Linked DNA regions of Mus musculus: region 1 is linked to region 2. A link is a loop called in an ENCODE intact Hi-C map of the cell type or tissue named here. Cell type or tissue: left cerebral cortex. All regions are shown on one strand. Each heading gives the region's core, and the rest is flanking DNA. Links, peaks and the distances in the headings are about the cores only.

What was found. Peaks named below come from ENCODE experiments on the same cell type or tissue, not always from the same donor. Only the 100,000 strongest peaks of a DNase experiment are listed, where the experiment ranks them.
Region 1: it touches region 2 in a loop (2.1-fold over the local background); 2 of 42 quality-filtered maps call a loop at or near these places.

What each region holds. Positions count from the first base shown.
Region 1 is chr5:129,634,402-129,650,850 of GRCm38, reverse strand. It overlaps the pseudogene Gm18390. Among named protein-coding and RNA genes, the nearest start is that of Zfp11, 27 kb to the left of the region's middle. In left cerebral cortex, for the core only: no CTCF peak of the experiment used is centred there; a DNase peak (open chromatin) is centred at 9,310.
Region 2 is chr5:129,691,620-129,708,068 of GRCm38, reverse strand. Septin14 (septin 14) reads left to right here and starts at 3,085. Exons shown (of 10, transcript NM_028826.2): 1 at 3,085-3,150; 2 at 3,795-3,863; 3 at 9,010-9,127; 4 at 10,132-10,327; 5 at 11,866-12,052; 6 at 14,994-15,149. The coding sequence starts at 3,810. In left cerebral cortex, for the core only: no CTCF peak of the experiment used is centred there; a DNase peak (open chromatin) is centred at 9,083.

The sequences.
Region 1 (16,449 bases), core at 4,612-12,611, 56 kb after region 2:
AATGGAATGTTGTGATGTCACAATGGAATGTTGTGATGTCACAAGGTAGCAACCCGGTGATGTCAAATTTCAACATGTTTTCATGGTGAAAAGGAGCAATGTGAAGCCACAATTCAGAATGATAATGTCACCATGCAGCATTGATTTTCTTTTGGGAGTGGAGGTTAGTTTTTTGAGACAGGGTTTCTCTGTGTAGCCCTGGCTGTCCTGGAATTCACTCTGTAGACCAGACTGGCCTCAAACTCAGAGATCCACCTGCCTCTACCTCCTGAGCACTGGGATTAAAGGTGTGCACCATCACTGTCGGCTATAATGCAGCTTTATTAGGTCATAGTGGGATACTATGTCACCATGTCACAAAACAGCATTTTGATGGGACAAGGTGGAGGAAGAAACGGAAGGGCAAGACAGCTTGACTGTAAAGTCAGGTTTACTTGGGAATAGACCTGGGTCTTTCTCATCAATTCGAGAGTACAAACTCCTCTTTCAGGCTGGGGTTTTGTCATGGCTGGGGAGTGTGATGGTCAAAAGGGTGGGGGTCCAGTTCAGCCAGGTAGAATGTACAGGAATAGACTTAGTGGTGTTTGGCTTAAGGGCATTGACTTTGGGAAGATGAAACTGTTAGTCACAGGAAAGGGTGATGTTCAAGCTGGACAAGCGTTTACAGGGGTGGGGGTGCTATTCTGGCTGGAGTGGAAGTGACTCTAAGTCGTGTTCTTGTTCTCTCACATGTGAACTGTGTGATGGCCCAAAGGGCATTTTCCTGGCATGATGAGACATTGTGATCAAATATAGCATTGTGATATTTACAATTCAACACCGTGTCATCAAGATTCAGCATCATGATGGCACAATATAGCATCACAAAGCCACAATTCAGTACTACATTAGCACAAATGGTTATTGCAGTGTCAAAATTCAGCATTGTGAAGTCATAATGGGGCTTTGGAAATCTAAGACCAGGGACATTCTGCTACCTGGTCTTGCATACATTATACTGAAGGACTCTGTCATTTCACGGAATGTTGTCACATACAAATGAGAATTGCAATGAAAAACACTTTAAAACACCTTGATGCTTCCCAACATGTTGTGTCCGGCCAGCAGACCACAACCTGGGTTCTAGCCTGGAAAGGCATTTTGGAAACCTGGAAGAGAAGAGGGGCTAGGTAGCGAGAGAAAAGAATGTAGCCAAGACAGTTACTCTGATCAAGGCTCAAATTTTATTGTTGCGACACTAGTTATGAAGGAAGGGGGAGGGGACCCGATTCCCGCCGAATAATCTCTGGTCCAGTAGAAAGGTGTACGTGTGTGGCTCCGCAGGTTCCAACAGTGGGCGTGGCAGAACGAATGAGCAGGAAGCTCCACCCCTGAGCAAGCAGGTTTCAGGCTAGGGGAGGGGAGACTACATCTCCTCCCTTTTATTAACAAAATTTAAAAAAAGAAAACGCTGGCCTGAGGGGGGAAAATTATCTGTGCTCAATAGTTCTGCCTGGAATCTAGGGCTAAAGAAAAAACTTGCTTTCATGGGATTCCTTAACTTTTCTTATGGTAAACTGTATAAGGCTAAGACTGTCCTTTCTTATCTTAGTGAACAACTAACTGAAAAGCCTGGAGCTGTAGGCTCTGACTTTATAATGCTAATTAGTACTTGGTAGGTAACTTTCTAGTTGAATTTTAAGTAGGGCGTTGGAACTCTGGCTAAGTTTGACTGAACAAATGTGAAATACACTATAATAACACTAAGTTGATATTTTTCCGCTTTTTTGGATGATAGGTGGGAAACAGGGAGAAGGAGTTCGACCGGCTCTTGTAGTACAAGGCCAATTGGCTTTTTTATTTGGGTGGGAGGCAGTGAAGGGCTTGCCCTTTCAATAGTACGTCTCCAATCTCTCTCCCCCCTATTGATTAAGTTAAATAAGGCAACGCTTAACTGAGGTGATCAAATGATTTTCTCATCCGTAGATGAGTGGGCTTTTAACCTTGGCTTGGGTGGACATGGACCCGATTCCTCCCGTGGGTATTGATAAGACCCACACATGTGGCTCTGGGTATCTTTTGGGGAGGCGAGGCAGAGCCGGAAAATATTTTTGATTTTTAACCAAAATATGATACCAACCTCTTTTAAACCGGGTTTATCTCACAGGAAACTCAGAAATGGTCAAGCCGGACCTCCCCTTGCAGTACCTCTGCACCAAGCGATGCCCATACTGAATTTGTACAATCACAAACCAGTATGCACAGTTCTGAGTGCTGTGCAGCTCCTAAAGGAGAATTATCAACCTCAGAATTAGCAAAGCCTAAGCAAGAATTATGTCGTTAGTAACACCACGATTTGTGGCTAAAATAGGAGCTGGAAGTCGTTTCTCCTCATCCCTGTTTTTTCCACAGCCTAAGGACACCTTGCAGTAACAGCAAGGGTGAAAAGCCAGAGGTCAGCTAAGGGACTAAGCCTGTCTATCAAAATAAAAACCAATCTTTATTAATATAGAAATATCTACTTTTCTAGCCCTCTTGGTAAACCTAATTTTTAACTCAGACTGAAAGCCACATGCTGGAAATGTCCTTGGAAAGGAGATAACAGCAGCCACCTGTGTGCTCTAGGGGCGCGGGGATGCACATCCGCTGGTCCGCCTCGAGAATGTTGATTTACCTGCTTGAAAGACAAAATCTCGGACAGTGAGAAAGTAGGAAAGCAGAACTTCTTTTGGGGAACTCTAGGTACTTTATTTAAATGCAAATTGTAAAGCTGAGGCTAGTCTCCGGCCTCCTGTCAGGAGCTGGCTCAGAGAGTAGCTTTTTTCGGAGCCTGAGTCCTCAAGCCGACTTTTAAGCAAAAGAGGAATTTTAGTCCTCAAGGTGATACTTTAGAAGATTTAGAATCTGTGTTCATCTAACAAATTAATTTATCTGGCAGCCACTGCGCTCTATCTTCATTTCGTGAAAAAACACAAACTGAGTCCCTACCCCAAATTAGAACTGGATCTGGACCCTTCCATTTGTTAGTCAGGGGGTCCTTCTATTTTACCAATGTATTAAGTGACCAATTGCTCTTTAATAGCTTTTACTACTAGCTGTAAGGCCAGCAATCCTTCTGAGGTTAGGGATCTAGGGGAAGTGGGGGATGTGCTCTGAATTAACTTTGCTAGGTAATTTAGAATATAGGAATCTCTAACATTGGACTGAATATTAGACCAGTCTAAGATTGAGTTAGAATGGCTGGTCACACTGAAGAAAGGAGAAAAATCATTATGACTCTATTAAATGACTAATTTTACTAAGTCTGAATATACAGTCTCTGATGTACTATTGCCATAAAGTTAAAAGGCTAGAAGCTAGTCTAAACTGGAAAAATGACAAGTAAGGATGGATCTAAAATATGAATTTAATTTAGTTTTTTAGTCAATTCAATCAGGACATGAGTCAACTTACCTACCAGCTCGTCACACGAATTTACTAATATGCTTCTGCAGCGTTCTGTGGAGAAAACCTGTTTTTCCCTTTTCTAATAAGGTAGCTGTTTTAGGATCAATCTATAAGCCAATAAGTAGATCCCTTTAAGATACTATAAAGCATTTATTAAACTCTTTGACATTAAAATATTAGATTTTGAAAATAAAGGTAAGACTTTAATAGTGTGCATGGGAATGCACTAAATAGTATGCACGGGGATACAATTTCTCTCTTTTTTGTCTTTTAAGAAGTTAAAGTTTTAAAATTTTATAATACCTAAACTTTTGAATTAATAACTAGTTGACAAAATATTTTAAATACATGGCTGTAAAGGGGCAGTGACTAATTGCACTTTTAATCAATTTTCTTAAGGAGCAGTTGTAACTAGAAGGCTTGCAAAGTTATTAAGAGTCACATGTGCATAATTTATTTATTAACTAGAAATATGCATAAGCAATTGTAAATTTGAGAATTAATAGTATCTGAGGGATGAACAATTTAAGCAATTGCGAGCTCAGAGATATGGCATTGACTATTAATATACAAATTAAGGTTTGATTGTTCAGCATTTTAAAACACATCTACAGCACACAACTAGATCATCTGTGCTGGAACAGGGGAAACTGTGTCTTAAGACTTTGCCCCACAGAAGCTAGTTGGGCCCACGTGGGCCAACGATTGGCTGGGAGGATGAGAAAAATGACTTTACAATAATGTTTTCTTTTTGGCCAAAGAATTGTTTTGGGCACAACCAATTTTTAATTACCAATTAATAACAATTATAAAAGCTTTATTTTTTGTAGAAACTTTTGTAGTAAACTAAAACCCTAAGTAATAAAAGGATATTGTCTCTGAATCTTTTGGGTGAGAGCAAGGATTTAAGGTAAACTTTAAGAAGCATTAGTTAATAAAATACTTTTCACTTAAGAAACAATATACACTGAAAGATTAAAACTCTTGGCTTCTTGTATAGAAGCAGAAACAATAAAAATTTTTTCTTACATAATGTAAAGTTACATTAGCCATACCTAGAGGCAGAATTTTCTAGTGATTACAGTTCACTAGAAGCAAAACTCTTTGAATTTAAGCATTATTTTAAACATCTGAATAGATCTGCAACACTGTTAAAAAGAATTTCTCTTGAACACAGGGAAAAATCTTTCTCAGGCACTGTTTGTAAAACAAAAGAAAGGTCACAAGCCGCTCTGGGGCTGCCCAGAGCCCTGCATTGACTCAAACGTAAAATACTTTTTAATCTGAGCATCTTGGCCCTCCTGTAATAAGGACCGATTCTAGAGAAACAATATAACTGTCTACGCCTCTAAATTATGATACTCTTTCTTAAGATGACTTACAGTTAAAACGTTCTTCACAACTTTAGTGTTGTGAAAAAATTGCCTGTACTACAGTTTCCTGCCAGGCAGCAACTATAACCAAACTGTTTGTCTAATCTATTTACAAAGACAAACATAACTAGATAACTCTGTCACAGTTTTGTATGAAGTGAGCTGTATGAGCGCTCTCATAAGATGATTACTCTTGTAATTATCTTAATTACAGTATACAGGTGAATTAAAGATCTTAAATTTGAAATCAAACTGCAAGCTGCAGTCAATGGAACAATAGCAGTTTTAACCATAATTTTTAAGTTTTTTGTGCAAGGTTAGGATAATACCTGTAACCTTGGGAAAGCAAAACCCAAGTTTAAAACAATTTATTATCTTTAAAATCAATATTAGAAGCATTACTATCATATTACAAAGTTTGGATGTCAATTAATACCTATGAATACCTATTAAAGCAAGCTTTAATGCTTTAATAAAGAGACATTGCTTTAAATCTTATTTTAAATTTTACTATTTAGGATACGAACCACATTAATTATTACCTAAACTAGAAATATCTTTAGAGACCCAGCCTCTTGGGCTGCCTTATGCCATGTGTCGGAAGGACTCTAAACTTGAGTTATCAAATTTAACACTAACCATCTGTAGCAATGTAACAATTATTAATCTTAACCAACAACTTATGAGCTGATTGTGAAAACACTCAGAGCACATTACCAATAAAAAAGAACCAAATGAAGCAGTTACATTTAGACCAATCAGAGAATAATAATTTTTGTAGCTACAATCATAAAATAAAAAACACTTTACCATTGTCAAACACATTAATCATGAACCATTTATTAGCTTTTTTACTCCAAAACTTAGAGGCTGTGCACTCGCCCTTATTTCCTAAAACGAACAGTTTTTCCAGCAGGGGCCCTCCCGCCACGTGTCTGATTCCTGGCTGAAACACGTGGCAGCTCTCGGCTTTGCAGATAAAGTTTTTTATACCATCTTTATTATCCAACACAAAACATAGAACATTCATTCATACAGACTGGACACGAACATACATGAATTGAACACGAGAACAGATTGGTGCACCGGACATTAGACAAGACACAAAAGGGAACAGAGTACTCCTGCTATAAGGCCCAGAGAGATATTTCTCTCTGCTTTTTGGGACATTTTCCTCCCTTATGATGCATTTTTTATTAACTGGGGCAATCCGCCTATTCCTTTTAATAAACCCTTTCTTTTCTCACACCTCATGTAGCTTCGGAGAGCTACGGCCTACCGCCTGATACCCAGCTCCTCACTGCTGAACCTAAGTGAACCAGCGCTCGGGTTTAACGCTGTCTCAGCTTAGCCCATACCTTCTCCGGTATGAATTTCCCTTATCCTTTATTTTATGGAGCTCCGAACCAGCAGCGTCTCTTCCAAAAATCCTTTGCCGTTTCTCAGTCCCACATTGGTTCGCCAATTGTTGTGTCCGGCCAGCAGACCACAACCTGGGTTCTAGCCTGGAAAGGCATTTTGGAAACCTGGAAGAGAAGAGGGGCTAGGTGGCGAGGGAAAAGAATGTAGCCAAGACAGTTACTCTGATCAAGGCTCAAATTTTATTGTTGCGACACTAGTTATGAAGGAAGGGGGAGGGGACCCGATTCCCGCCGAATAATCTCTGGTCCAGTAGAAAGGTGCACGTGTGTGGCTCCGCAGGTTCCAGCAGTGGGCGTGGCAGAACGAATGAGCAGGAAGCTCCACCCCTGAGCAAGCAGGTTTCAGGCTAGGGGAGGGGAGACTACACCAACATAGCACTGTGATGGCGCTACAGATTATAGTGATGTCGCAGTGAAACACTTGGACATCACCAGTCACCATTGTGATAGCAAAATGCAGCATGGTTAGAAGTCACGTGACAGCTGACTTCAGCACAGGTGTCAAATGCAGGCTTGTGAAGACATAATGTAGGATTTGAATGTCAAAATTCAGTATTGCGGTGGAAGAACGGATGTAACAGTGTTGTGTCACTATTAGGGATCAGCACAAAGGAGCATTGGTATGGAATGATTTAGCATTATGATGTCACAATTCAGCATTGTGGCATAATGGAGCGGTGTGGTGGCCCAAAGGTGGCATGACAGGACATTGTGAAGGACACTGAAGGTAAGTGATGTCAAAAGCCATGACAGTGACATCATAAACAACATTGTGGTGGCAAAATAGTACATTGCCATAGCTCATTGACTGTACTGTCACAGTGTTGGTCACTATTGCTGTAATGAAACACCAAGACCAAAGCAACTCAGGGAGGAAAGACTTTATGTGGCTTATACTTCCAGATCCAGTTCATCATCAAAGGAAGTGAGGACAGGAACTCAAACAGGGCAGGAACCTGGAGGCAGGCACTGATGCAGAGGCAGTTTCTCTCTCTCTCTCTCTCTCTCTCTCTCTCATTTTTTAGATTTATTTATTATATGTAAGTACACTGTAGTTGTCTTCAGACGCAGCAGACGCAGCAGAAGAGGGCATCAGATCTCATTACAGATGGTTGTAAGCCACCATGTGGTTGCTGGGATTTGAACTCATGATCTTCAGAAGAGCAGTCAGTGCTCCTATCCACTGAGCCATCTCTCTAGCCTGCAGAGGCAGTTTTCTTAACTGAGCCCCCCTGCCTCTCTGATGACTCTAGTTTGTGCCAGTTGACATAAAACTAGCCAGCACACCACACAAAAACAAAATTTCGCAGTAGTGCATCGTGGTGGCATAAGGGAGCATTGGAATAATGGGATGTAATGGTGGCACATTGGGGTATTGTGGTGGAATAATGTAGCAGTTTATGTGTGAGCATTTTACAGCAACTTGACATCAGCTGGAGTCACTGGAGAGGAAGAAGTCTCACCTGAGAAAATTCCTCAGGAAGATTGGGCTGTAGGCAAGCCTGTAGGGCATTTTCTTAGTGATTGATGTAGGGGGGCCCAGCCCATTCTAGGTGTGGCTGCCATGGGCTGGTGGTCCTGGGTGCTATAAGAACTGAGCTGAGCAAGCCAGTAAGCAGTATCCCTCCATGGCCTCTGCATCAGTGTCTGCTTCCAGGTTCCTGCTCTCTTTGAGTTCCTGTCCTGACTTCCTTCCATGATGAATAGTGATGTGGCTGTGTAAGCTAAGTAAACCCTCTCCTCCTCACAACTTGCTTCTGTTCCTAGTGTTTCATCACAACAACAGAAACCAGGATAGTACCAGGATAGTACCAGGATAGTGGGGTACTGCTGTGACAGGCCTGCCCGTTTGTGGGAAGTATCTGTGGTTCTGGTTAGCCAGAGCTGTGATTAACAAGAGACCAGCACCACGGAAGTAAAAGCTTTGTTTTTTCTAAGACAATTGATGGATGCTGAGTCACCCAGGTGGTACTGATTTTGAAGTCCTGAAGAACAGCTGAGGCTTAGCACTAGGAGAGGCCTCTTGCGCGGGCTCGACTGGCCAGGAAGAACGACGCTGCAACAGGATCCTTCTGCACACGTTTATTGGGAGAGTTTGATTGTAGAGGCGAAAAGACCCCGAGCCCAGAACTGGTGCTGCTTTTATAGGCCTAGGATAGGCGTGTCTCACACCCGGATTGGTTATGCACTATGCCTCATTTGCATATTCCTCATCTGATTGGCTTCTCTCTCTCTGTACCTCACAGAGCCTCATTATCATACCTCATTTGCATGTCTCACATCTGATTGGTTATACTCTCAAAGCCTCATTATCATGCCCGGGACAGGCAGTGTCTTTGCAAAAAACTTTACTGCATATGTACACATTGGTTGTTTGTCCAAACTTATGCGTGGTGGCCAGCAGTAGTCAGTGCCACTCTGCAATGGCACATGTGGCTTCCCACAGAGGCCGTTGGTGAAGGTGCAGCCTCAGTGGCTGTTGAGGGCCCAGGATTGAAGGGGTCATGCTGAGAAGTTGAGAGTGGGCACCATGAAGAGAGTCCAGGAGAGGCGACTGGTGAAAGTGCAGCCCAGTTGTAGCAGAAGATCCCCAGCCAGTACCATGCCAGTACCATGAGATGACCATCAAGAACAGCAGCTGTGGGGAACAGAGCCTGCAGACAAGCTGTGCTTGCTATAGAAGGCAGAGCCGGGGAGAAGTGACCCAAACCCCTTGGAGGAGCCTAAAAGATAGTGAGTGAATCCCAGATAGTTGTACATTAAGTTATTTACAGTTTGGGAGTTTGGTTTTGCTTTGATCAGATTGTGGTAGTGCCCTAGGTCCTCCCTCTTGAAGTAAAAGTATTGAGTTATTTTTCTTTTTAGTTAACAGGAGCCCACAGTTGAGAGACTTTGGATTTTAAAAGGCTTTGGATTTTAAATGACTTTTTAATTTTTTTTCTTCAAGACCAGGTCTCTCTGTGTAGTCCTGGCCTGTCTTAAAACTCAGATGTTAAAGATAGGTAGGAGGAAGGTGGGAAGGCAGGAGCAGGCCCCAGGAGGAGGACAGCTTGGCTCAGTAAATGTGGGAGAGGCAGGGGACTCTGAAGAGTGGGTAGGAGGCAGGGCGGGGGTGTTGATGGGAAATAACTCGTACAAGAAGCGCTGAAAAGTGACAAGAAAAATCTTGTGCCTTTGAAGGCAGAAATAACATTGAGCATTATAAATAATTCTACCTTTCAGAAAGCTTCAGGCTGCAGTTTTGAAGGTTAGAAGGGATCAAAACTCAAGCTAGAAACATTTTTTTTTGTTTGCTTGTTTTTATTATTTTAGACAAGGTATGGCTAGTACTCAGGATAATACCAGCACTCAGGAGGCAGAGGCAGGTGGCTCTTTGAGTTCTCGGCCAGCCTGGTCTACAGATCGAGTTTCGGGACAGCCCGGGCTACACAGAGACACCCTGTCTTGAAAATCAAAAACGATAGGCAAGGAAGATCTCGCCAATCATCGCGGGCCGACCTCCATCCAAGAGCCCACTCCTTTAGCTTTTCAAGCAGCCCGGACTGGAGAAAGATCATTTTGAGGGCAACTTCTTTGATTGTTTTTGTCATTCAGACAACATATTCTGATTGTATAAATGACAGTTCAGCTTCTTAAACTGTGGGTTGCGATCCTGTATGGCTCTGTAGATCAGGCTGGCCTTGGACTCAGAGAGTGCTGGGATGAAAGGCATGTGCCACCATGCCCAGCTGAGACTGGCTTTTTTTTTTTTTTTTTTTTTAAGAGACTAAAATTTTAGGTGTTTGAATTTTTTTTTTTCAGAAAAAAAATCTTATTCTTTATTTAGCAATGGAATCACTCAGAGATACACTTTAAAAGTACAACATCTGAATCAAATAGAGCACAATTTTGATAATTATAGAACCTGAGGAGTGGGTAAATTGGGAGAGAGCTAGCAGTCTTTCTTCACTACTATATATCCGCAGTTAATAAAAAAGTTTTAAAAAAATTGTTATTCTTTGGGACCAAAGGAAATATAGAGCACACTGACTTCTAGGGAGCAACACCAGAAATAAATGTATGTGATAGCTATGAAAACGGTGGTTGGTAAATTGTATTCAACAAACTAAAAATAAATTAAAGCTACCAATTAAAGTTTTTAAAATGACAGTAGTCAGATAGAATTTAAATGAAACGAAATTAATTTAAAACTGGAGGGGGAAAAAGGCAGAAAAAGGGCTCCTTTTGACTTAATCTCTACCAGGTTCACACTGTGGAACAGATTCGTATGAGTCAGTGATATTCAGGAGGGTTCCAATACTAATCCAGGCAAAACCTTCCTCAAAAGCACATTAGCGACACTGCAACACTTGCCCTTTAAGGCTCAGCTCTGACAGGTTGAGAGGGGCGGGCACTGCCTTTTCCTTCTCATCAGGTGTGAGGACTGCCCTTCCGACTCATTCTCAGGGTTAGCAGTGTTGCTTGAAGCAGAACTGGCATCCACCAGGACCAGGGGCGTTCTGCTACCTGGTCTCGACTTTTGTGTTCTGTGGTGGGGATTACGCGTGCCTGCCTCTATCTTCTCATGGCGTCATCACCAGCTTGGAAGATGCACGTTCTCTCCAGGGAAGAATTTTCTTCCAGCATCAGGTTTTTACTAGAAGAAATACTCAAAGGTAGAGAATTCTTACGCATACTGTCCAAGGAAGAATTCTTTTTTTTTTACTTTCCATTTTTTATTAGGTATTTAGCTCATTTACATTTCCAATGCTATACCAAAAGTCCCCCATACCCACCCACCCCCACTCCCCTACCCACCCACTCCCCCTTTTTGGCCCTGGCGTTCCCCTGTTCTGGGGCATATAAAGTTTGTGTGTCCAATGGGCCTCTCTTTCCAGTGATGGCCGACTAGGCCATCTTTTGATACATATGCAGCTAGAGTCAAGAGCTCCGGGGTACTGGTTAGTTCATAATGTTGATCCACCTATAGGGTTGCAGATCCCTTTAGCTCCTTGGGTACTTTCTCTAGCTCCTCCATTGGGAGCCCTGTGATCCATCCATTAGCTGACTGTGGGCATCCACTTCTGTGTTTGCTAGGCCCCGGCGTAGTCTCACAAGAGACAGCTACATCTGGGTCCTTTCGATAAAATCTTGCTAGTGTATGCAATGGTGTCAGCGTTTGGATGCTGATTATGGGGTGGATCCCTGGATAAGGCAGTCTCTACATGGTCCATCCTTTCATCTCAGCTCCAAACTTTGTCTCTGTAACTCCTTCCAAGGGTGTTTTGTTCCCACTTCTAAGGAGGGGCATAGTGTCCACACTTCAGTCTTCATTTTTCTTGAGTTTCATGTGTTTAGGAAATTGTATCTTATATCTTGGGTATCCTAGGTTTTGGGCTAATATCCACTTATCAGTGAGTACATATTGTGTGAGTTCCTTTGTGAATGTGTTACCTCACTCAGGATGATGCCCTCCAGGTCCATCCATTTGGCTAGGAATTTCATAAATTCATTCTTTTTAATAGCTGAGTAGTACTCCATTGTGTAGATGTACCACATTTTCTGTATCCATTCTATCCTAAATCAGATAGGGGACTAATATCCAACATATATAAAGAACTCAAGAAGGTGGACTTCAGAAAATCAAACAACCCCATTAAAAAATGGGGCTCAGAACTGAACAAAGAATTCTCACCTGAGGAATACCGAATGGCAGAGAAGCACCTGAAAAAATGTTCAACATCCTTAATCATCAGGGAAATGCAAATCAAAACAACCCTGAGATTCCACCTCACACCAGTCAGAATGTCTAAGATCAAAAATTCAGGTGACAGCAGATGCTGGCGAGGATGTGGAGAAAGAGGAACACTCCTCCATTGTTGGTGGGATTGCAGGCTTGTACAACCACTCTGGAAATCCGTCTGGCGGTTCCTCAGAAAATTGGACATAGTACTACCGAAGAATTCTTTTTTTAAAGATTTATTTTATTTATATGAGTATACTGTAGCTGTTTCCAGACACACCAGAAGAGGGCATCAGATCTCTTTACAGATGGTTGTGAGCCACCATGTGGTTGCTGGGATTTGAACTCATGACCTTTGAAAGAGCAGTCAGTGCTCTTATCCACTGAGCCATCTCTCCAGCCCTTAAAAAAAAAAGATTTATTTATTTATTATATGTAAGTTAAACTGTAGCTATCTTCAGACACTCCAGGAGATAGCATCAGATCTTGTTACCAATGGTTGTGAGCCACCATGTGGTTGCTGGGATTTGAACTCAGGACCTTTGGAAGTCGGTACGCTTAACCACTGAGCCATCTCTCCAGCCTCCCCAAGGAAGAATTCTTTATGTTAGATGAACATGTCTGAGATAAGGGTTTCAACACCTTCGTACAAAAGTCTGGCTTACTCTTGGCAATTTTCTCATTCTCCAAATAGTTCTCCTCCTCAGGCTGTTGGGGGTCACAGCCTTAGTGAGGTCAGTGTTGGGTGTTATCTCCACCGTCCCATGAGTTTCAGGAGAAGAACAGCCTAGAGGGGGCCTTCTTTTCTTTGACTTGGGTCATTTCACTCATTGCTTTGCCTGGGTGTCTTCCTGCCTTTCCCACGCTCACAGAGACAGCATCTCCCGGTGACCTCACAGTGCATTGCTTCTGCTTCTTTGGCAGGTTAGTCCACTCTCCGGGACCAGTATCTGCTTCATTTGGACGGTGTTTTAAGCCAGAGTCTGAGGTGACAGACACCTATGAAGAATCTGTTAACCGCAAAATACACCTGTTCTTATCTCCTGTCAAACTGTTCCCTGCTTGACACAATACCGTTTTCCTTGTTTTGTTTTTTTAACTAGTGTGCAAGGATCTTGAATTGAATCACAATTTTTCCTTTTATTACTGTTGATTTCCCCAAAGTCACAACTTAAACTTCTTGGCAATCTTTGAGAGAGCTTTTAAAGCCATTCCCATCTTCATTAATAGTCTCATGTATTTGGCTCATTTGAGAAGTGATTTCTGATATATTAACCTTCTGACAGAGCTGCTTATTGAATGGGTCATGTGCACTTCCTGCATCATGTTCATGTATTTGGGTGATTTTAGAAATTATTTCTGTCTTTCCCTTTCCCTTTTGTCTAAGCTTCTTATCTACTTTTGAATCATCTTCACAAACAGGTTGCATATTAAGGTCATGTCTTTGAACCCCAAGAGTATTTCAGACTTATAATCACATGACTTTGTACCATCTTTGTTACAAAAAGCAGGTGTATCAAACTCACTTAAGTCTTTTAAGGTTTCAGGAATGTCTTCATCCTTTTGTAGCAAGAAAGACTCATCCTTTTCTGAACAATAAACACCTTTGTCACTACTTGAAGTTGCTATTCCTGGTTGTCAACTTGACTATATCTGGAATGAACTACAATCCAGAATTGGAAGGCTCACCTGTGATCCTAATCTGGAGGCTGGGAGATACAAGTTTCTGACCTGGATCTTGAGGCACTGTGGATATGAATTCCAGAAGATTAAGATAGGAAGACCTCTGAGTTCAAATTTATTTGGGATTAAAGGCGGGGTGGTATACACCTTTAATATCCTTTAATACACCTTCTGCTGGAGACCTACATAAGGACATTGGAAGAAGGAAGATTTACTCACTCTCTCTCCTTCACCTGCTTGCCTTGTGGGACTGAGCAACTGCTAGATCCTTGGACTTCCATTCAGAGCTGCTGCTGACCATTGTTGGGAGTTGGACTGCAGACTGTAAGTCGTCAACAAATCCCTTTACTATATAGAGACGACACATACATTCTGTGACTCTAGAGAACCCTGACTAATACACTATTAAAACGATTCACTCCAGAAATTACTTCTGTCTTGCGATTTACTTTCCGCCTAGGATTTTTGCTAATTTGAGACTCATTCCGATCAGGGTACATACCAGGAATTTGCTTCTGCAGATCCAGAACATTCTGGGTCTTATAATCACGTAAGCTTCCGTTGTCTCTTGTGAAAAGAAGAGGTGTTGCAAGTTCTCCTGTAGCCTCTAGGTTTCCCCTGGTGGTTTCTTTATTTGCTTGGGTTTGAAAGGGAAAGTTGCCCTTTTCTAGGATGTGAATCCCTTTATCATTGTCCTCATATATGTGGTTTGTGGTAGAAATTATTTCTGTTCTTCGATTTACTTTCTGCTTAGTCTTATTTATTTTTGTTTAATTCTGTTGGGCATTGACAGACTTTTTCGAGCCCAACATTGTCTGAGTCTCATGGTCACGTACATTATCTTTGATGGAAAGATCAGCTTCATGAAATTCATTTGGAACTTCTAGGTTTTCAGAAATGGTGTCTTTAATCATCTTGATTTGGAAATAGGTTATCTTTTTCTGATTTATGACTCACAAATGTCCGTCGAGAAGGCTCACTTAAATTATGATGTAGGGTGTTCTGATACAGATCAAATTTACCATCTTGAAGGAATTTGACTGAATGTCCAGAGAAGGGGTTTTTTTCCTCTTGCTCATCTGTCGTATATGTTTGCCTCCTCTTTGTATTTTGAATGTTCTCCTGATCTGAGCTGTTCTGGGGGCTCTTTTCTTCTGCGTGTTTACCTGTGGTGGCTGTTCAGTATTGGAAATGCAGTTTGGATTTTCTGAATCCACTCTGCCACCCAGGACACCAGAGCCTCCTTCTGGTCTGGTTTCATCAGTCTTTCCCTCAGCATCTACTTCTGAGCTATTTTTACATTCTCTCTTGGAGCTTTCTCTATTTTTATTGGAGCTCATACCTTTTGAATCTCTGCAAATCTCCTTCCTGCAACCTACCTTTTTCTTATTTTGATTGTTATTGCTTTTTGAAATTGTTACAATCCTGCCTAGGTCAGTAGCAGTTAACGCCATGTCAGCATCTTCAGACACAGTTTTCTGGAAGTGAGAGGTATCAGGGTTCTTTTGTACTCGCTCCATGCGCTTTGCATTAGGATCACTGGAAGACTCAGAAGGCAAGTCAAGAAAACACTCTGTATTTCTTTGCGTGTTATTACTGGTGTCATTAGTATTGACCATTTATCTCATTATTCCAATTTGATCCTGGACTTGGTTGGTGATCTAAATCTGTCGCATACAGTAGAAGTTGAAGACACACACTTCTTCTTCTTCTTAGTCATATTACCAAGTAATACTGTTTCCCTTCTGAGGTTGGGAAATGGAGTTGTTTCATCTCACTCAGAGAACTCTTGGGACTTTGATCTGGGTGGCAATGGCTCTCATTAGGAAGTACATTAACACTTGAAGTGTGTTCTGAATGACCTGAACCACATTGGTTTTGATTATCTTCTTTAGGAAGGAATCCTTCCAAATTACATTGGTGTAAAACTAAAGGTGGTCTTGATACTGAAGAGGTACTACCAGGTGACGTCTTTGATATAGTTCTGTTGTTACGCTTTGTATTCCATTTATCATCAGCGCCATCAGCAGTATCATTCTCTGAGGTTAATAGACCCCTTGCATATGGAAGATGTGCAGGCTTGCACTTTGTTCTTGTTAGCTGACGGGAGAGAAGAAATTTTTTTTTTTTAAGATTTATTTATTTATTATATCTAAGTACACTGTAGCTGTCTTCAGTCACTCCAGAAGAGGGCGCTAGGTCTCGTTACGGATGGTTGTGAGCCACCATGTGGTTGCTGGGATTTGAACTCTGGACCTTCGGAAGAGCAGCCGGGTGCTCTTACCCACTGAGCCATCTCACCAGCCCTGAGAGAAGAAATTTGATGGAACTCGGGAAGACTGATCATTTCAATTGCAGTTAACAAATCATTGCTCACATATGGTTCTGTTTCTGTAAGCTGCTTCTTTTTTTTTTAAAGACTTTTTTTTTAAGATTTATTTATTTATTATATGTAAGTACACTGTAGCTGTTCTCAGATACTCCAGAAGAGGGCACCAGATTTCGTTATGGATGGTTGTGAGCCACCATGTGGTTGATGGGATTTGAGCTCGGGACCTTCGGAAGAGCAGTAGGCGCTCTTAACCACTGAGCCATCTCGCCAGCCCTTCTGTAAGCTTCTTATTCAAGGTATTTAGCTTTAAGCCAAGAAAGGTATTCTCAAAATTCAGTTTCTCTGCTTCTTTCTGTAGTTGCATCTTTCCGGTAGTAATTCTTCGAGAATTCTCTTTCTCTTTACTAAGAACCCCAGCTAGTGCTCTGTTGTTGTGCTTTAGAGAGATCTTGAAGATAGAATCATTTAATAATCGTTTAATATTTTTGTTTT
Region 2 (16,449 bases), core at 5,454-13,453:
TGGTTGTACTCACTTAGTAGACAAGGCTGGTCTCAAACTCAGAGATCTACCTAGGTCTGCCTCCAGAGTACTGGAGTCAAAGGTGTAGGTGCCAGCTGAGATTTTAGGTTTTAAAAAAAAGACTTTGGGTTTTTTAAGAGGTTGAAGTTTAAAGTGTCTGAATTTGTAAAGACTGGAAAAATGTAAGTGTGTAAAAATATTTTCTATGGTAGTGTTATTAATGTGTGATCTTGGGGGTGAACGGAAAAGGCTGTGGCTTAATGGTGATGTGCTTGTGTCAAGTTGACAAGAAATCGGTTGGGTTAGATTGTTTTATGTCAACTTGACACAAGCTGGGATCATCCGAGAGGAGAGAATCTCAAATAAGAACATGTCTGCATAAGATTGGGCTGTGTGCATGCCTTTTCTTAATTGTAACTGATGGGGAAGGTGCCATCCCTGGGCTGGTGGTCCTGGGTTCTATTAGAAAGCAGACTGAGCAAGCAAGTCATGGGGAGCAAGCCAGTAAGCAGCACCCCTCCCTCCATGGCCTCTGCATCAGCTCCTGCCTCCAGGTTCCTGCCCTGTGTGAGTTTCTGTCCTGAGTTTCATTGGTGATGAACAGTGATGTGGAAGTGGAAGCCCAATAAACCCTTTTCTCCCCAACTTACTTTTTGGTCATGGTTAGTGTACTGGCTAGTTTTGTGTCAACTTGACACAGCTGGAGTTATCACAGAGAAAGGAGCTTCATTTGAGGAAATGCCTCCATGAGATGCAATTGTAAGGCATTTTCTCAATTAGTGATCAAGGGGGAAAGGCCCCTTGTGGGTGGGACCATCTCAGGGCTGGTAGTCTTGGTTCTATAAGAAAGCAGGCTGAGCAAGCCAGGTGAGGCAAGCCAGTAAAGAACATCCCTCCATGGCCTCTGCATCAGCTCCTGCTCCCTGACCTGCTTGAGTTCCAGTCCTGACATCCTTTGGTGATGAACAGCAGCATGGAAGTGTAAGCCGAATAAACCCTTTCCTCCCCAACTTGCTTCTTGGTTATGATGTTTGTGCAGGAATAGAAACCCTGACTAAGACAAATTGGTACCAGCAGAGTGGGGTATTCCTGTGACAACCTGACCATGTTTTGGGGAGGACTGTGGAAGGACTTTGGAACTTTGGGCTTGAAGATCCATCCATTGTTAAGAGCTCTGTCGGATGTTGTGTAGGAGCTTGGGAGATAATGTTGAGAACAGTGCAGAAGATGGAGGCCTGGCTTGTGAAGTTTCAGAGGGAAAATTAAAGACTCTTTTCAGGGCCATTGCTATTTTGGAGTTTGATTATTCTGTGGTTCTGGTTAGCTGGGACTGAAGAATCAGTTGTGATTAACAAGATACCAGAACTACTAAAGCAAAACCTTTGCATTACTGGGACTATTGATGCTGGTTAGCTGGAGCTAAGAAATTAGCGGTGATTAAGAAGAGACCAGCATCATTGAGGTGACAACTTCTGGGAAGTGTTTTCTGAAAGCACAAAGAGGCTGTGTTCCAGAGATGGCCAAGGTTGTACTCCTGCTGCAGCAGGACTTGGTAATATGTAAGGGTCACCCAGGTGGTACTGGTTTTGAAGGCATGAAGGGGTCACGCAAAGCAGCTGAGGCTCGGCACTGTGAGAGGCCATGGAAGACCATTGGTGAGGGTGCAGCCTCAGTTGCAAATGAAGGCCCAGGACTGAAGGGGTCATGCAGTGTTTTGGAGATGCCAGTACCATGAGATGACCACCAAGAGCAGCAGCAGCAGTGGAGTACAGGCATCTGGAGCCTAGAGGATGATGTGTGTGCTACAAAGGGCCTGGCTGGAGAAGTGACCCAAGCCCTTGGAGGAGCCCAGAAGATTGTGAGTTGGATCCCAGACATTGGACGGTTGGAGATTGACTTTTGCTTTTGATTGTGACTGTGCCCTGATATTTTCCCTCTTGAAGGAAGAAACTGTTTTAGTGGAGCCCACAGTTAAGAGACTTTTAATTGTAAAAAGACTTTGGATTTTAAAAGAGATGGATATTTTAAAGAGATTGAAATTTTAAGAATATGTAAAGACTGTGGGACTTTTAAAGTTATTTAGAATGGGGATGAATAAGATTGTAAGAGTTGAGGCTTACTAGTGATGTGTTTGTGTGTCAAGTTGACAAGGGGTCAATTGTACTGGCTAGTTTTGTGTCAACTTGACACAGCTGGAGTTATCACAGAGAAAGGAGCTTCATTTGAGGAAATGCCTCCATGAGATGCAATTGTAAGGCATTTTCTCAATTAGTGATCAAGGGGGAAAGGCCCCTTGTGGGTGGGACCATCTCAGGGCTGGTAGTCTTGGTTCTATAAGAAAGCAGGCTGAGCAAGCCAGGTGAGGCAAGCCAGTAAAGAACATCCCTCCATGGCCTCTGCATCAGCTCCTGCTCCCTGACCTGCTTGAGTTCCAGTCCTGACATCCTTTGGTGATGAACAGCAGCATGGAAGTGTAAGCCGAATAAACCCTTTCCTCCCCAACTTGCTTCTTGGTTATGATGTTTGTGCAGGAATAGAAACCCTGACTAAGACAGTTAGGTTAGGTTGGGTTAGGTTAGGAGACAGAGGCAGGTGGATCTTGTATTTCGAGGGCAGCCTGGTCTACAGAGTGAGTTCCAGGACAGCCAAAGGTACACAGAAAAACTGTGTCTTGAAAAACCAGAGAAGCATTTTCTGTTTTTACAGAGGACCTGGGTTTCCCAGCAATTACATGGCAGTTCACAAGTATGTGTGAGTCTTCCTTTTTAAAGTGTCCATATATCTAACACCAGGGCATCCAATGATCTCTTCTGACCTCTAGGATATCAGACTTGCACATGGTGGGCACACACACACACATGCAGGTATGATACTCACATATGTAAAACAAATCCACATAAATCCCCTTTTCAAAAGTCTCATGTTCTCAGTATCTTTGCGCTGTACTCAAATGTAGATTAGCATGGCCTTCTCAAACTGTTCTGCTGAGAAATCAGGACAGTACTCTCCTTTGTACCTTAACTCCCTTGTTCCCAACTGTTGCAAATACGGTGACTATTAATTTGGTCCACGTCCACAGATAGCAAGGGAGAGCACACCAGACTCCGAGTCCGTTCAGACTGCGCACTTCACAGCTGAGACCCAGGGCAGGTAAGTCACTTGATATTTCTGAGTCTGAAGATCTTAGATGTCTTTTAACTACTGCAGGAGGTAGATCATCCGGCACAATGCTACCTGCGTAAAGGTGCTTCGTAAAAATGAAAAACAAAACAAAACTGGCTTTGGTTTGGTTCCTAGAGAGTTTGTGTAGACTCTAGAAGTCTGCTTCCCTTTTGCAACATCCCTAATTTCCCCTCTTCTCAATTCTCCTGGCTGCTACTTCAGCTTCAGGTTTAAGCCCCTCTGGAAATTGAAGTCACTCTGAGTGTGTGACTTCTTTTTCTCATGCTCAGAGCCATTTAAATGGAGGACTGGGTACACTGTTATGCGTGCCTGGAATGACCCAATGAAATTCATTACTGGCTAAAAAACAATCCATAAGAAGATGATGTCGGTAACTTCTTGATTTGGAGAGAGTTTAATCTTTTCACGTTGGATATCACTGGTTAAATGGCCTTTACTTCATATACTGACTATGCTGTTGAGCACACGCATGCTTGCTTAGGATGAAAGATACAACTTCAAACAAGTCAGAAGTGTGAAGGGAACAGCACAGTTGAATCCTCTAAGGGTCTAAGATGAAAGAATCGGACCTTTGTAGGTGGGACTGACCAAGTTTTCTCTCTTTATTCTAGCCATTTCGGTCTGACATGGCGGAAAAACCAACTAACACGTCGGTGCCAATACCTGGCAGTGAAGATCCAGTTGAGTGCATCTTTTGTATATGATATATGCGTTATGCACTTCAATAAGTAGTTTCAAAATGACTGGCTCTAAGTTGATTCAGGTCCTGACAGCTAAAGAGGCTTGCTATCTTTGGGAACAGATCATGAACCTTACTATTGGTTAGATTTAAATGTAAATGGTGGTTTAAACAATTGTCAGAATGTTTCTTGACTTTGTTGGTATGTGTGTGTGTGTGTGTGTGTGTGTGTGTGCCTGCACACGTGTATGCAAAACATTCTCATTTAAAAGCAAAGGAGACTAAATCAAGATTTAAAGTCACTCTAGGGGTGTTTTTAGTTTTGTATCACTATAACAAAGTACTTCATGGATAAAGAGGTGCAGAGACCCACTCACTGTCCCGAGCTATTCATATTGTCCTCAGCCCCTCCCACTGCATCCTTCCTCCCCATTTGGGAAAGCCCAGGAAAGGAAGGAGGCCCTGTTACAGCAGTGTGGGATCTTCCTCTCCCTAAGTCCAGGAGATAATAGCTAATCAGTATCTGGTCAGATGACTAGCTGGAGAAGATTTTCTACCATGCTGTAGCTTGTTTCTCCACTTGTCAATCATTTCCTTCCCTGTGCAGAAGACTTCTAACTTACTGAAACCCTACCCACCAATCTGCCTTTCACAACTCTGGTATTCTGGGACTTTGGTGCATGAAATGATTGCAACATCTCTTTCCCCATACCCCAGCTGGCTATCTGAGCTGCCAGTCTTCAAGGAAATCATTTACTTTCCATGTCACAGATCAGTTTCTGAACTGCAAGAAGCCCTCAGTGGGTTTGTAGCAGATATTTTTCCACCAAGGGAAAACTATGCTTCTAGGCTGAGTTGGGAGAATACTGTTGAGTTCTCCCAGTGACAAGAAAACCGGGAGCTGTGACTCCTACAGAGACAAGTTCAGGGGTCTTCTCAAGATAGCTCCCCAGGATGCTTCTGTATCTTCTTAGAGAACTCAGCACTTCTTTTTTTGTTTTCTTGAGGCAGGTCCTGGAACTTATTCTGTAGACCAGGCTGGCTCCACCTGCCCTTGCCTCTGCCTCCTGAGTCATGGAATTAAAGGCACAGGCTACCATAGACCTGGCTCACAAACACAGAACTTCTTGAGAGCCAGTTCCTATGGGGATCCCATTGTCACTGTCTGAAGAGGGAGTGTTTCAGCACAGCATGGCTCCTGTGATGGGTCCATTTAGGTGCTCTCTCATTTCTCACCCTGTTCTCTGCTAAGTGGCGGCGTCATTAGTTCTGGGGCTCCCTCAGTTCCACTGTCTAAGGTCTCCTGAGTTTCTCCAAGCTTGTCTGAACTTTTGGGCAGCCCTCTAGGTGTTTGGATTCAACCCACAGGAGAAATTGGTGAGTGCAAGGGCTCTAACCTGCCAGCTTGGATCTGTCTAGTGTCCTTTTATATTTTTATGAGGTCTGTTATAATGTATCCCTTTTCATCTTTGACTTTGTTTACCCAAGTCTTCACTGTATTTTTCTTCACCAAAATGCATACTAAACAACTATAGTAAAACATTTAAAAATTCTTCATCAGATATTACTTCAATACCATTTTCTTTGGGAACTACTGTTAGAGAGTTACTGTGTTCTTTTGGAACTGCCAGGTTACTTAAAAAACCATATTTCTTATGCACCTGCATTCATATTTGTATGTGTGTTAGGTCATCTGTCTTGACCACATTTAAAAGTGACACAGTATGTATCTTGGTGTTTGAATTTGTTGTGTGTCTTGGCTTTGATTCTAAGTAGACATGACTGTCTCACTAAAGCATCTATGGCTATAATTGATAGATTTAGGGATAGTTCATGCTGTGATTGATTTGAAGAGAGCCTGTTGCTAAGGGACACTAGGGGTGGGGACATTCTAGCTATTCACACAAGTGTGGTGCACACAACTATGAGTGTACAGTATCTTTTTAATGGCCACTCTGATGTTAGTAGCAGTGGCACTGAAAGTGGCACCAGGCTGGCCTTGAATTCAGAGATCTACCTGCCTCTGCCTCTGCTTCCTGAGTGTAGCATTAAAGGTGTGCACCACAACTCTCAGCCTTCTTCAATTTACAATGAATAGAATTTTGTCTCACAGTTTTCTGTTTTCAAGTAATTTAGTTTTTAAGCTTCTTCACATGAGATATAATGTGATACATTTTTTTTCTCCATGGCTACATAACAGTGGCATGGCCCAGTAGATGGACTCATATTTTGAGCTTCAACACGGCAGTGGCCCTGATGTATCCATAAAACTGTGAAGGTCCTTTGTGGCATGAATCAGCTTAGAAAGCAGCCATGGTAACCAAGAGGCAGCCTTGAGCAGTAGTATCCAAACTTCAGGCACCACACTATGGGACAAAATCCCATTCATTGAAAAGTTGAACAGAGCCAGGCCTCTGGTACATGCCTTTAATCCCAGCACTCAGAAGGCAGAGGCAGAGGCAGAGGAGGCAGAGGCAGAGGAGGCAGAGGCAGAGGCAGAGGCAGAGGAGGCAGAGGCAGAGGAGGCAGAGGCAGAGGAGGCAGAGGCAGAGGAGGCAGAGGCAGAGGCAGAGGCAGAGGCAGAGGCAGAGGCAGAGGCAGAGGCAGAGGCAGAGGCAGAGGCAGGTGGATCTCTGAGTTCAAGGCAAGCCTGGTCTACATAACGAGTTCCAGGACATCCACGGCTATGTAGAGTGACCCTGTTTTCAACAAAAAAAAAAAAAAAAGAAGAGGAAGGAAGGAAGGAAGGAAGGAAGGAAGGAAGAAAGAAAGAAAGAAAGAAAGAAAGAGAGAAAGAAAGGGAGGGAGAAAGAAAGGAAAAGGAAAGGGAGGGAGAAAGAAAGGAAAAGGAAAGGGAGGGAGAAAGAAAGGAAAAGGAAAGGGAGGGAGAAAGAAAGGAAAAGGAAAGGGAGGGAGAAAGAAAGGAAAAGGAAAGGGAGGGAGAAAGAAAGGAAAAGGAAAGGGAGGGAGGGAGGGAGAGAGAGAGAGAGAGAGAGAGAGAGAGAGAGAGAGAGAGAGAGAGAGAGAGAGAGAGAGAAAGAGAGAAGATGGAAAGCATAGGACTTCAGCTTAGAGTCCAGTGCCTGGAGAGTAAAAGCTAACACCAGGCAAACTTTCACAGTCCCATCTTAAGCCAGTGCCCACTGGTGAAGTCTCTGGATCAGCTACAGGGTCCGTTATTTGTGATATGCTTTAGCTCAATGGCTTGGCTCTGCTAAGCCTTCCTTGCCCTTACCTTCACTCCCAGCTCAGCACCCTAAATCTGTCTCAACTTTAGCTATTCAGTTACCTTTAGTCCTAGCTCAGCACCCTAAATCTTCCCTCAGCTTAGTTGCATTTCAAATCCCCCGCCTGCTACCCTAGTCTAGTCAGGGAAGTGGCTAACAACCACTCCACCAGAGATCTCACATGGCTGATGTCTCTTTCTTCTTCCGAAGCATGGTGAAACCACTTTCTCCTCCCTTGCCTCTGCTAGCCTGCCTTGTGGGGAAAACTGGAAGTCCTGCCCATTCCACAGAGCTCATTGGCTGCTAGCATCTTTATTGATTGATCAAGAACCAATTAGGGAACAGGACCTTCAGTGTTCACATGTAGCATCTCTATCAGAGTATAGGAATCACTCCCTACAAACTTCCATTATATCACCTTGGGACTCACTGCAGGGATTAATATTAACATAGTTCCTTACATGGTGACCCCCAACCATAAAATGAGAGCAGAGTAATAGACCTGACCAGTGCAGGTTGGACATATGTGTGACATCCATTGATTTACACAATTAATGTGCATTAACATTTAAAAAGCGCTATAATAAATACACCTTCATTAGGTTTTTGTGGAACTTTTAAACTTACGAGAGATTTTCATGGGTAAAATAAATTAGATATTCCTAAAATATATTATTTCTTTGAATTATTTTTCTGCCTTGTAGAATTAACCAGTTATTTAGGGATAATATTGATGTATCTTCTAATACTCTTGGGTGGCAGTGTTAGCAGAAGGCTTCTTTAGCAATTTGGTGCAAAATTAGTTGTTCTCAAAGGGTGTATAAAAATTTAAAGTTGAAACCATCTGAATAGCTTTTTAAGGGTTTATTTTATTTTTATTTATGTGTTTGTGTGTATATGTGTGAGTGGGTATATATACGCACATATACATGCCCTTAGAGGCCATTAGAAGGTGTCATATTCCCTGTAGCTGGAGATAGAGGATGTGAGTGCTGGAAACCAAACTCCAGTCCTCTGAAAAGGCAGAAGTGCTCTAACCACTGAGACATCTCTCCAGACCCCTCCTTGCTTAGTTTTATACTTCCAATTGATTTTGTCTGTGTCACATATATTAACAGGCAATTGTAGTCTTAGCTGGCCTAGAATTTACTTGGTAGAACAGGCTGACCTTAAACTCTGAGAAAGCCACCTGCCTCTGCATCCCTTGAGTGCTGGGTTTGAGGGTATGTACCACCATGCCAGGTTGTAATTTTTTTTTTCAATTTTTTCTCTCCTTTTCTTAAAACCAGGGTTTTCCTATACAGCCCTGACTGTCCTGGAACTCACTCTGTAGACTAGGCTTGGCTTCAACTCTGAGATCTGCCTGCCTCTGCCTCTCAAGTTCCAAGATTAAAGATGTGCACCACCACCCCTGGTGAAAATGTCTTTACTTTAGAGATCTCATGTGTAGGCTACTAAATCACTAGGTACCTGAGGCTGATCTGTAGCTCCTGATCTTTCTGCTTTGATTTCCTGAGTGCTGGAAAGACATATGTGTACCACTATACCTACCTTAGGTTCTCTTACTATAATACACACCAAATATTATTAAAACTTTCTTTTAATATAGAAAAGCCATTGCTATTTTAGAATAATACCCTGGGGTTTATCATGGCATTTTCTTTTCTTCAATTCTTTCCTTCCATTTTAGAGACATGGCCTCTTAGAGTGTGGTCAAAAGTTGATTCAATTTATTTATAACATGAACATCAGCATCTTTGTGAGTTCTCTTTGCACAAATTCACTTCACACATTTGCATCAAGCAGACAATAAAGGGATAACCAGTCCTGATCTTTTTGAAAAAAACATAATCAGCTTTGTCTTTTCAAATGATGTTATTTCTGATTCTAATGAGAACCTTTTTTGTTTCTGTTCCTAAGCAAAAGGAGAACATCCGTTGCTTATCCACTCTTGGGCATTTTGGGTTTGAATGTTTGCCCACTCAGCTGGTGAACAAATCAATCCAGAAAGGATTCTCTTTTAATATTCTCTGTGTGGGTAAGTGCCAGACACTGCATTTAAATTTGTCTCTTACTCATTTAAACTGATACCAAACAGCATAATATTGATGTCAATTCAAGACTCTCTCTCTCTCTCTCTCTCTCTCTCTCTCTCTCTCTATATATATATATATATATATATATATATATATATATACATAGTCTTCTCTTAGCTGAATTGTTTAAATATTGAAGACCACTTGAACTTCACCTGGTGGCAAATTTCTTTTCTTTTTCTTTTTCAAGACAAGGTTTCTCTGTGTAGCCCTGGCTGTCATGGAACTCACTCTGTAGACCAGGGTGGCCTCGAACTCAGAAATTTACCTGCCTCTGCCTCCCAAGTGCTGGAATTAAAGGCATGTGCCACCACTGCCTGGTGCAAATTTCTTTAATCCTGGCACTTAGAAGGCTGAGCAGACAGATCTCTGTGTGTCTTAGCCAGTGTTCTATTGCTGTGAAGAGGCACTATGACCATGGCAACTTTTACAAAGGGAAGCATTTAATTGGGGCTGATTTATAGTTTCAGAGGTTTAGTCCATGATCATCATGGCAGGGAGTATGTATAACATGCAGGCAGACAATGTGCTGGAGAAGTACCTGAGAGTTCTGCATCTTGATCCACAGGCATGAGAGAGAGAGGGAGAGAGAGAGAGAGAGAGAGAGAGAGAGAGAGAGAGAGAGAGAGAAAGAAGAAGAAGAAGAAGAAGAAGAAGAAGAAGAAGAAGAAGAAGAAGAAGAAGAAGAAGAAGAAGAAGAAGAAAGGGGGGAGGGAAGAGGAGAAAGAGAGAGAAAAGTGTGTGTGTGCGAGAGAGAGAGAGGAGAGAGGTTGACTCTAGGCCCAGATTGGACTTTTAAAACCTCAAGGTCCGCCCCCAGTGACACACCTCCTCCAAAAGGCCACACCCCCTAATCCTTCTCAAATAATGCCACTCCCACTGGAGGTGGTGGTTGAGGTTCACTTACTCTTATGCCTCTGTGATGATGACTTTATGTTCCCTACAGGAGAAACTGGAATTGGAAAAACAACCCTGATCAATACACTGTTCAATACAAATCTAAAAGAGACCAAGTCCTCTCATTTCTACTCGAAGGTTGGACTGACGGTGAAGACATATGAACTTCTGGAAAGAAATATTCCACTGAGATTGACTGTCGTGAAGACAGTTGGGTATGGTGATCAGATAAACAAGGAAGCCAGGTTAGTGGTTTCTTACTTTTTTAAATTAAATTTTAAAGTCAGCACAAAAAGGCATTTAGACTTTATTATGATGTGTTTTTTTCCCTTTAAAAATGAAGTAGAGATTTTTTTTTTTAAGACCAGGATCTTACTATGCAGCACTGACTGGCCTGGAACTCATTATATAGAATCAGGGTAACCTTGAACCCACAGATATCTGCCTACCTCTGCCTCCCATGTGCTGGGATTGAAGGTGTGTACCACCATACTTGACTTGACGCCAGATAGCTCTAAAAATTAGTATTTTTTCCCCTTTACTGAGAAGACTAAATGGAAACTATTATTTTACCATTTCAGGACATGTTTTGAATGAGGACCAGATAGAAAAAGGACGAAGCAAAGGCATATGGCATGTTACTTTACATAGTTACTTAGAGAAAATGTTTAGAAGTTTTAGAAGTCAGTTTAGCCCTACACACTTCGTTCTGTGGTAAAATAAGACCCACAGTGTGTCTTCTATTAGTTGCTGCTGTAACTAAATCACTGCTGCTGTAACCAATCCACTGTAATAAATCACCCTAAACCAATGCTTCAAACCACAGAATCCTATTCTGTCACCGTCCCACAGTCCAAAAATTTGGAATCAAGGTGTCAGAGCTGGGTGTGCCTGAAGCAGGCGGATTTGCTGTGAGCTTTCCACCAGCCTGGTCTACTGTCCTGGTTCGGTTTCTATTGCTGTGATGAAAAACCATGATCATAAGCAACTTGGGCAGAAAAGCGTTAATTTGGCATACACATCCCCGGACATAGTCCATTGTGTGAGGAAGTGAAGCAGAAGCCATAGAAGAGTAATGTTTACTGGCATGCTCTTTGTGGCTTGCTCAGCCTCCTTTCTTATACCATCTAGGCACCACCTGAGGCAAGCTCTACCCTCCCATATTGATCATCAGTAAAATAGATAAACAAACAAACAAATAAACAGATAGATAGATAAACAAATAATGCCCTGTAGACTTGCACATGGGTGGTGCGTTGTGCAGGAGGCATTTTGTCGGTTGAGGTCCTTTCTTGAAGGACAACTGTCACCTGACTGAGGATGTGCACTGAGGGGTCCCCATGACATTTTTGTCAAATTTATGTTTGTTTGATTCTTCTTTCTCTCTTGAGCCTGGGATTTGCCACGTAGCCCAGGCTAGCTTTGAATTTACTAAGTAATCCAGGCTAGTCTGGCTCAGAGCAGTGTCCTCCTGTCCCAGCCTCCTGGTCTTAGGATTACAGAACTGTAATACAGAACTGGTTATAACCAGCTTTGAATTTTAAAATTACATCTGTAATTCCATTTCCCCCCAAATAAAATCACATTCCTCAGGGATTAGGACTTGGCTATCATGTCTCCTACCGACGGAGCCACTCCCACCCCTGGACCTGAAATTATATGGCCATGAAATGCATCAATTTTATCCAGTAGCAAACTGTTCAGAGCACATAGTATTGATTACCTCATAGTAAGACATCAGATTTTGATGTTATTAATGTTCCGCTAATTTTTTTTTTTAAAGCTACCAGCCAGTCGTTGACTACCTAGATGCTCAGTTTGAAGCCTACCTCCAGGAGGAGCTGAAGATCAAGCGCTCCTTAGCTGACTATCACGATTCTCGCATCCATGTCTGCCTTTATTTCATCACCCCTACAGGACATTCCCTCAAGTCCCTGGACCTGCTAACAATGAAGAGCATTGACAGAAGGGTGTGTGAGAGCTGCTTGAGTCTCTTCAAGGTTCAATGCATCTTGAAGCATTTATATGCATATATATGTGTGCATATATTTGAATATTTTTTTCCTGTTGCCCTTGAAAGCATTTGAATGGATTTTCTAGGACGTTCCTAACAAAATGCCATAGAGTGGATGGTTTAAACACCTTTTTGCTTTTCCTCATGTGACCTATCTCTGGTGTCTGTATGTACAACATTCTTTTTTTTTTTTTTTTTTAAGACATGGTCTTATATAGCCCAGGCTGGCCTTGAACTTGCTATGTAGCTAAGGTTGGCTTTAACATGCTGATTTTCCCAACTCAGTTTTGGGAATCATTACCAACTCAGGTTGGTAATCATTCTGGATTAGACCCCACTACAACAGTGTAACCTAAAAGTTTCTATTACAAATATGGATACATTTTTTTTGAGAGATAGAAGGTTAAGACATAAATATATAACATTTAGGGGGAGGGAAATTTAACATTTGATAGAATTCATCTTTAGCTATCATGCCAGGTAAAACTAATGACTGCTTGGAGCATTAGGATGCACTCCTGTAATCTCAGCAGTTACAGGGATGAGGCAGGGGGATAGCTGTGAGTTTGAGGCCAGCCTGGACTACAGTAGTCTTTAGGCAGCCTGAATTGCAGAGTGAGAATTTGTCTCAAAAACAAAAACAAAAACAAAAAACAAAAAAAACAAACCAAAAACCAACAGCAGCAATAAAAAACAAAACAAGACAATGTTACCTATTTGGAGAGAAAGAGATACAGGAAAAAACACTAAAAATTAATTTTTTTCATGCGACTGGATTCTAATCAGATGACAGCCATTTGTATATATTTTTAAAATTGAATTTACTGTATGATACTATAAAATAATCCTATGACCCCTTTGACTGGTACCATTGACCAAATGAAACATGAAGTTTTTCTGCTTCTGGCTTCAAATTCTCTCAGAGGAGATTCAGAGTACAGAACACACAGGAAGCCTGCTAAAGAAAAAAAGACCCCAGACAAGACCTGGAGGGATGCTAAGAGACATGTGGACTTGCCTTGTTCACAGGGGAACTTATTTGTAGCTCAAGTCATCCTAGAATTCATGATCCTCCTGCCACAGCCTCCAAGGTATTGCAGGTGCTACCATACAAAATTGGATTTCCTTTGACAGACTTCTTATCTCCAGGGTTTTAGAAAATTCTTAACATTTTTATGAGTTCCTGGTATAAAGGACAAGATAAGATCCTCGCTCTAGGTGCCAGAACCAGTGGCTCAGTTCTTGAGGCAGAGGGCATCCTGTCATTGAGGCATGGAGAGGCTCTAGGCTCAGGCCCCTGGCATGTATCTACAGCCACATGATATATGTGACTTTCCTCTTACCCAGAATGTACTGCAGGAGTAGCCGGGTCCTTAACAGCATACATGATCCTGTACTTCTGCTCCAACATATTCAGCCTGTTCTCCAGTTCGCACAGAGGGCCCATGCTGTATGGAAGAATTAACTGAAGGCTAGGTTCATCTTATTCATAAGGACAGTGGTTGGACACTAGATGATGGGTGTTTTATCTCAAGTTTTCTCAATCTCTTGAATTTAAAGTTTTCATCTGTTTCTATAAGACCACTAAGCTTTTAATCTTAAAAATGACCATTTATAATATGGTTGCATGGAAACACATGCTAAACTGCTCATAGCTTCCTCAAATTCTCCTCAAGGTCAGAACTCATGCCAGAATACTTTCATTTCTAACCTTGACTTCCATTCTAATCTCCACTGCTTGAATTTATTGTGAGCATGTATTCTCATAGAGGATTAACTATATTGCATGTCAGATATAATAGATATTATGGTATATAATATATGATATGTTATCTATTATATATGATATATAATATAATAGCTATAACATAACTATTATATGATATATAACTATTATATACCATGATATCTATTATATATGATATATATTATCTATTATATATGTTATATAACATAAATAGTTATAAGGTATATTACAAGTTTAGATTAAATTCTGTTCATTTATTTTTTCTACTCATTTATTAGATCCACCCTCACCTCAGTTTAGCATGTTTAGAAAAATGTAGGATTTGCCCAAGGATTTGAACAAATGTGATTTGAGCTCAAAGCTGATATCTATTCATTTGCACCATATAATAGACTTAAACACATATAGCTCTGAACTGGGTAGAGCCAAAGTGTATGAAAGATATAGCTTAATATACATTTACGGAGAAAGAGTTACATTAATGACCACTAAGAAAGAAACTCCTCCCCCCCCCCACATTTTAATGTGAGGTCTTTTCATCAAATGTGATTTGAGCTCAAAGCTGATATCTATTCATTTGCACCATATAACAGACTTAAAAACATATAGCTCTGAATTGGGTAGAGCCAAGGTGTATGAAAGATATTGGTTAATATACATTTATGGAGAAATAGTTACATGAATGACCACTGAGAGAGGAACTCTCTCCCCCCACATTTTAATGTGAGGTTTGTTCGACCACTTAAATCATACTAATTCCAGAGGCACGGGGGCATGGGATTTTTAGAAAAGATCTTGTGATCAAGACTTCTAAACCGGAGTTCTGATAAAAGACGAGGGCTCAAAATACAGCTCAAAGGTAGAACGTTGACCTCGAACAGTCAAGACTTGAGGTTTAGTCCTCAGTATTCCCCGAAACAGGAAATTCGCTGTGGCCAAGCATGATGGGGGCAGAGCTGTGGGCATGCCTAGCATTCTTCCCGGAATTCCATCGAAGATTCTGTCACAGCAGCAGTAGCAACAACAAATCATATACAGGTGTTTTTTTTTTTTTTTGTTTGTTTGTTTTTGTTTTTGTTTTTTTAGGTTCAGGGTTTAGACTGAAAGATAGTGAATTATAGTGAAATTTGATCCTCTTCCTCCTTAACAGGTGAACATCATACCCTTGATTGCCAAAGCTGACTCGCTTTCAAAGAACGACCTACAGAGGTTCAAGAACAACATAATGAGTGAGCTGAACAGCAATGGCATCCAGATATATCAGTTCCAGGTCGATGACGAAGCGAGTGCTCAAGTGAACAGCTCGGTAAGTGGGACACTGCCTGTGCTTTCTCTCTTCTATCTGACAAGCAATGTATTTTTCCTCAAAATTGTGGAGATTCTCTTGCCTCCCCTCTGTCCCTCCCACTTTCCCTCTCTCCCTCTCCCTTTCCTCCCTCTCCCCTCTCCCTTCATCCCTCCTTCCTCCCTTTCCATCCTTTCTTGTCAGGGTTTCACGTAGCCCAGTTGGCCTTGAATTTACTGTGGCATGTATAAGGCTGACCTGAAATCCCAGATTCTCCCACTTTCACTACCTGAGTACTGGGATTTCTGTCCCAGAGTCATATTGTAGATGCATCTGTTGGGACTGGAGTCCCCAACTCTCTATTTTTATGGGTTGTGGTTTTCTGTAAAGCTCTCAATCCACTGCAAAGAGAAGCTTCCTTGATGAAGGGTGAAGACTCTACTACTGACTACTTTTCCAGGGGACCCAAGTTCAATTCCCAGCATCCACATGACAGCTCACAACTGTCTGTAACTTCAAGATCTGACACCCTCAATAGACATACATGCAGGCAAACCCACCAATGAACATAAAATAAAAATAAATGATCAAAGAAAGAACAAGCAAATAAAAAGCATTTTTAAAAGTTCATTTTGAGTTTATTTTTAGTTGATTAAAAAACATAAAATTATGTATGACTGGGATACCATGTAGTATTTGTCTATATGTATATATTGCATAACATTCAAACCTAGAATCTTCTTTCAAAAGATTTTCTTTCAAGTTTTTGAAATATACAATGTGTTCTTGACATGTAAAAGCACCATAGAATTTCTTCTGTGTGCATATGCCTGTTCATGTGGGCAGGCCCATAGTATGTGTGTGTGTGTGTGTGTGTGTGTGTGTATGCACACGTGCACATGTGTAAGCCAGGGCACAACTTCTGGTGTTGTTTCTCAGTTGTCTGCTTTTGTTTTTAAGACAGGGTCTCTCATTGGCTGAGATCTTACCAAGGCTAGGGTGGCTGACTGGCAAGTCCTTCAGGTCCGTTTTCCTGTTCTCATTTCCCCAGTGCTGACAGTACAAACATGTGCCACCATGCCTGGTTTTCTTATCAGACTCAGGACCTTATGCTTACGCAGGAAGCACTTGATCAATGAAACTATCTTCCTAGCCCTCCTGAAGACATACGATATCGTTTATTAGTCTGGGCAGTCTTGAAACTCATTCTGTAAACCAGTCTGGTCTTGAACTCACAGAGATCCATATGCCTCTGCCGTCTTAGTGCTGGGATTAAAGATATGCACTATCAAGCCCAGCTTAATTTTTATTTTTAATAGAT